Linked DNA regions of Homo sapiens: region 1 is linked to region 2. A link is a contact called in ENCODE Hi-C data. All regions are on one chromosome and are shown on one strand. Each heading gives the region's core, a stretch centred on a gene start or an enhancer-like site at or near the end of the contact. The rest is flanking DNA. Distances are from core to core; before and after follow the strand shown.

What was found. A loop is a pair of places that touch in the nucleus more often than their neighbours do. Pooled maps may share reads with other maps.
Region 1: a map of CD8-positive, alpha-beta T cell shows a loop between it and region 2 (11-fold over the local background). The contact joins two enhancer-like sites. A Hi-C loop is called at or near these places in 1 of 168 maps with a recorded cell type or tissue (CD8-positive, alpha-beta T cell), 1 of 37 single-sample maps with no recorded cell type and 8 of 50 pooled maps.

Annotation. Positions count from the first base shown.
Region 1 is chrX:106,893,443-106,896,142 of GRCh38, forward strand. No RefSeq gene overlaps it. Among named protein-coding and RNA genes, the nearest start is that of RIPPLY1, 8.5 kb to the right of the region's middle. RefSeq lists an enhancer at 1,213-1,737. Within about 2 kb of position 1,354, at least 5 of the 41 ENCODE cell types and tissues checked have a DNase peak (open chromatin) inside an H3K27ac peak, as active enhancers do.
Region 2 is chrX:106,483,067-106,485,926 of GRCh38, forward strand. No RefSeq gene overlaps it. Among named protein-coding and RNA genes, the nearest start is that of RADX, 130 kb to the right of the region's middle. RefSeq lists an enhancer at 1,247-1,516. Within about 2 kb of position 1,310, at least 2 of the 41 ENCODE cell types and tissues checked have a DNase peak (open chromatin) inside an H3K27ac peak, as active enhancers do.

The sequences.
Region 1 (2,700 bases), core at 104-2,603, 410 kb after region 2:
GAGATTCAAATGAGATCACGGAGGTAAAGTTGCTTTGAAACACAGAAAGAGCGTAGCACCTGTGTAAAGCAAGCTTATTAACATTCCCAGAATATTGAAGGACAAAGATGTGCAGTCCAAGATTCTTGAAAGTGTGCATGGAGAAAAGCAAGTATCTTAGCCCATGTCTTTCCCATAAGCTTCAGGGGAGTGTGTTGACAGTAATTGGGGCACCAGGGTTTAGTAGAGCTAGATAGATAGTGTATTAGTCTGTTCTCATGCTGCTAATAGAGACATACCCAAGACTGGGTAATTTATAGGAAAGAGGTTTAATTGACTCACAGTTCCCCAGGGATGGGGAGGCCTCAGGAAACTTAGGATCATGATGGAAGGAGAAGCAAACAAGTCTTTGTTCACATGGCAGCAGCAAGGATAACTGCCAAGCAAATTGGGGAAAAGCCCCTAATAAAACCATTAGCTCTTCTGAGAACTCACTATCATGAGAACAGCAGCATGAGGTAACCGCCCCCATGATTCAGTTACCTCCCACCAGGTCCCTCCCGATGACATGTGGGGATTATGGGAACCACAATTCAACTTGAGATTGGGGGCAGGGGGGACACAGCCAAACCATATCAGATGGGAAAGGCAAGGGAAGTCAAAGTGGTGACGACTATTATGATAGCATGTGTCAAAAAAGAACAATTATTAGATGTGTATACATTCATATATACACCTATGCACAATGTATAGTAGTGTGTGTACATGTATATATAAATATATGTGCATGTCTCTATCACATCTGTAATGTGCCAAGTACTCTGCCAGCCCCTTACATATGCTGTCTCATTTAATTCTTACATTAACCCTGTTAAAATGGTATTATTATCATTCCTATTTTATACATGAAGAAACTAAGGCTTAGAGACATTTTCTCATGGTCACTTAGCTAACAAGGAGTCGAGCCAGTATTTGAACCCAGGTTTGGTTTAAATCCAGAGTCTGTCCCTATAACCACCAGGTACAAAACAGTGCTGGCCATAGAATCCTCTGGATGGATGAGCCCTGCTCATCCTGGGCTTTGTGCTGTAGGTTTAGAGCTCAGCCACTAGAGGGGGCTGCCTGTCTTGCTGTTAGCGAAAACGAATTGAATCGCTAGGGACTTGGAGGCCGCTGTTCTCTCCCTTGGATGGAAGACTTCTAGAAAAACCCAGAGCCTGACTCCAGCTGGTTCCTGGTCTCTCCCTCAACCTCTTTTAATTCACACTTGGTCCCAGGCCTCAAGGTGTCCCCAGTGATGGGGATAGCAATGCCTTTTTGTGACAGTTTACACACTTCTTTCCCCGTAGGCTGCAGGAGGCCAGGGTGAGCTGCCTGCCCTAAGGGACTTTCAGGGCTTCTCTGGGGGAATAAGGAGGAGGGAAGGAGGAGCCTAGTAGTTAAGAGCCAGGACTCTGTAGTCGCACTGTCCTGTTCTACCCCAGCTTCCCACTCATTGCCTGTGCTACTAACAGGTCACTTCACTTCTCTGAGTCCCAGTTTCTTATCTGTAAACATTAGGATGCCCCACCACCACCACCACCCAGTTCAGGATAAAGTGTGTGTGGTGCCAAGCACAGTGCCTGGGATAGAACGGGAGAGCTCAGCAATTGGTAGTTCCTCCCACTTTTCAGCCAGAGTGAGACATGCCCAGCCAGGGCCCATTCCACTCTGAGGCAGCACAGCACCGAGGGGCAGGAACAGAATTCCCTCATCCCCCTCTCACCCCTGGTAGCCCTGTGCCCACAGCCCAGGTGCTGTGAGAGCCTGCCACTGCCGGGCAGGAGGTCCCCAAACATTCCTCCCTCAGTGACACCTTTCAGAGGCCCTCAGTGTTTCCTGGCCCCTGGCCCAGAGTTCTTCATATCCTCTGACTCACTTCCCTGCAGCCAGAACTTAAATCTTTTCTCCCTTGCCCTCCCACAGATTTAATCCTTCAGCAAACCCTGTTGATTCCACCTCCTGAAAGCACAGGGCTCTGGTGTCAGGCAGCCCTGAACTCTAGTTCTGCCACTTACCATTAATGTAACCTGGAGCAATTGCTGTCATCTCTCAAATCTTGGATCGGTCATTTATTAATTACGTGACCTTAAGATTCCTTAACCTCTCTGAACCTCAGTTTCCTCATCCATAAAACAAGGAAAATAATAGTGCTTGAGTTTTAGGGTTGCCATAAGGATTCAATGAGGTAAAATGTGTAAAAAGCCTGACGCTTAGAAGGTGCCACAATTTACCAACTGTGTGATTTGGGGCAAGTTTTAAAAACCACTCTAAGCCTCAGTTTTCCCAACTGTACCTATCCTTCAAAGTTGTTGTATTAAAGGAGTTAATCCATGTAAGGTTCATAACAAGAATTCCAGAATTATCAGCTGTTCTAACTCTTATCCTCCTAGGTATCCTATTGTCTAGTCTTCTCTGGACAGGGAAAGCCCCACTCCCACACCTGTGGGTGTCACCACCTCCTACTCCCCCGCCCCCCTGCCACCCCGCACTGTGACTTTATGGCTCTCTAGTGGACAGACAGTTCATCTCCTCTCTTCTCCAGTCTCCTGTTGTAAACTGGTGACCTGACTTCACTGTTTTACTTGTCATGGCCTGGTGTTGGTTCCTGTATTTTTTACTTAATCACTGCTGACAAGGCTTGTAGCATCTTCCATGCAGGCACACAAACCCAGGCACAGA
Region 2 (2,860 bases), core at 60-2,559:
CTAGACACTCAGGGCCATTGTCAAGATATAAAAGCTTTCAACACTCCTACTGTCTTTAAGTCCTTCATTAAGGCCTTGATTACTTTCTCATCTCCTGGAATTCTATATTATTTGTGTAGTGTAATACAGGAGAGAACTGGAAGTCTAGTTGGTGGTTTTGGTGTAATCTTCTCACTATCATCATATTGCAAGATGCTCTTTTTCACAAGTGGGAGAATCCCCCTTCTTAGACTCTATGAGTACTCACAGTAAATGCATGTAAAACAGCAATAGCAATTATACATCAAGCAGTAAGAGTAACAGCAGTAGTGGGAGTCTAAGTGACCACACCCAGATGGTTACAGTTAATCCCCTTTTCTGTTTCACTACATCGCCAAATTCAGCCAATTCACTGGTAGCACTTGTCCCTCAACAGAATCTGATAAGAGAGTTATTTAAGCACTGGTATCCAAACAAGCCACAAAATTTCTCATCTCCTACCTTTACCCCATGCCACATTGTACCCTTGCAGAGGCATATGACCTCTGGGCCCCACTGGGGACAGAAAGACCTTGACCTCACGCTTAGTCCCCCTTCTTCAGATCACGATACATGGGCTTAGGGTCCAGCAGTGGAAATGCTGAAGGAATGATAGCCAGTTGGCTACTATAGGATAATAATGAGGAAGTGAGAAGCCAGTTGACTATCATTCTATGGTAGCCAACTGGCTTCTTGCTTCCTCCTATAAAGACGGAACCCACAAATGGGGTACCCAGACTACCAACATTTCTATCCAGCTAACTAGAAATGGCTTCTTACTTCCTCCTATAAAGAGATATTGATCTCCATGGAGAAATCTGTCCCCACTGAGGCACTTTAAGTTTCAACCGGATAAACAACTGCCTGTTTGTGCCCCTTCTCCCTATGCCTATAGCTCCTATCTGGACCCAGTTGCTTCAGTGCTCAACCCATTAATCTCTTCTTTGAGAAACTCTGTTTTACAGCCAAATCTATATTGACTTATGGCTAGGTTCCTTTGTAGGGGATTTATTCTTTTTCCCACTGTTCTTTATTTTATCTCAGATTACAGAAATTTTGCTTAGATGAGGATGGGTCTGTCTTTCTCTTAGGCATTTTTCAACCTACAATCATAGCCACCTGCACAGGGTCTCGAGGTACTAACAACAAAGTTAGTCATCCACTTTCACTTTAGGGAGGCAGAGAATAAACACTTATCAGGCATTCTCTGGATGAAAGGCTCGTTATCAAAATTAGCATTCTGCCCATGGTACAGTCATTCTGGAGCAGCTACAACCATCATGTTTTGAACAACTTCCTCCTTGGTATTCTCCCCAGGTTCAACATAATATCGTCATTGAAATAGAAATTGAAACCAGCAAAGCCATGGTTTGTGACATGATTCTGCCCTGACTGAAGAGTCTGTATGAATCATATGTGAGAAGGCCTGCTTGCTACCATTCACTCTGTAAAGCATAACCGTTCTTCTTTCAGCACGAGACGCACCAACTGAATCTCTAACAGCACCCCACTCTTTGGACAGAAGTTTTATCAGGTTTCCCTCCTTTGCCTCTTGGGTGCATCTTACTACTCTGCATGGGGTTATATTGCAGTTACAGGAATAGTAATCGTGGTTTTCAAATGGGGGAAAGTTGTGCTTTTCTCTTTGACAGGAATCAGAGGTGTTTCCTTTGTCCCCTACTCTGTAGAAGAGGATGCCTTTTGAATAGTTTATTGTAATCTGACCTCTTACACTCAGTGTCTATTCATCAACTCACCTCATGTTCAAAAAGCAGACCATTTACCTTCCCCTTAATTTACTATTTGGGCAGACACAATCCCTCCTATCTCCCAGGGAGCTTCCTTACATCCCTGAATTGTCCCATAGGTCCCCTGCCTTTTCTCTTTCAAAAAGTCATTGTCTATATTGGCACCTTGCTTCCTATGCCAATCCTTGCAGAAACTCATTCATATAGGATGGCATGGAGTAGCTAGACTCCAAAGGAAATGATTAAGTAAGCAAGCATATCAGTTTGCCACACTCCACAAGTGCCAAAAGAAGACAACAACATTTAATGGCTCAGAGCAAAACAATTTATTATTTACAGCACATCAAACAGCAGGAATATCAGCCTGGTAGCACCAATTTACCTGTCTCCAACTTCCACTATGCAACCTGGAAAGAGCAGGTGGGCTATAAACACTGGGTTGCACCACAGCTGAGCAACCAGAGCCAAGGGTTTAGCACCTTTCTATAGCAAGCAGTTAACCAGCCAGTCATTTTCTTCTAGGAGAGAGTAATCATATAATGGTTCTGCTGGGTGTCATGTCATGTCAGTAATTCTCCTTTATTCTCCCTGATTCCCATTCAAAGCCTCAAGATCTACTCCCACATATGTTCCCAGGGTTTGTGCCAGTATATTTGAGCCAGGTTTTCCATTTCTTTTGGTTGTAACATCTTTCCTCCAAGAGCAGGGACTTTACTTCCCAGCTCTGCCTATAATGCTAATTGGTTTGGTTGCAATGAGAGTGCAGATGTTGAATGTGCCCTTATGTAAATCTCCTGTGTTGGTAATGTATTTTCAGGGTCTCCAAGTCTGAGGAGGTTGCTCTCCTCTAGCAAGTCAGAGGGGCAGGTGTAGGGGAACTGCTGCTGATCTGAAAGATTAAGGGGAATCTGGTAGTTCAAGATTCTCAGGCTCTTCCATGCAAATCTCCCTAATCCAAGTCTTACGGTTACTGTTTTTCATGAGGTCCCTGATTTTGACATAGGAGACCTCTTCAAGTTATATATCCAGTGCCATTTTGAATCTCTACCCCCCTTACAATTAGCTCCCAGCCCTGATTTTCAGCACAGTCTTCC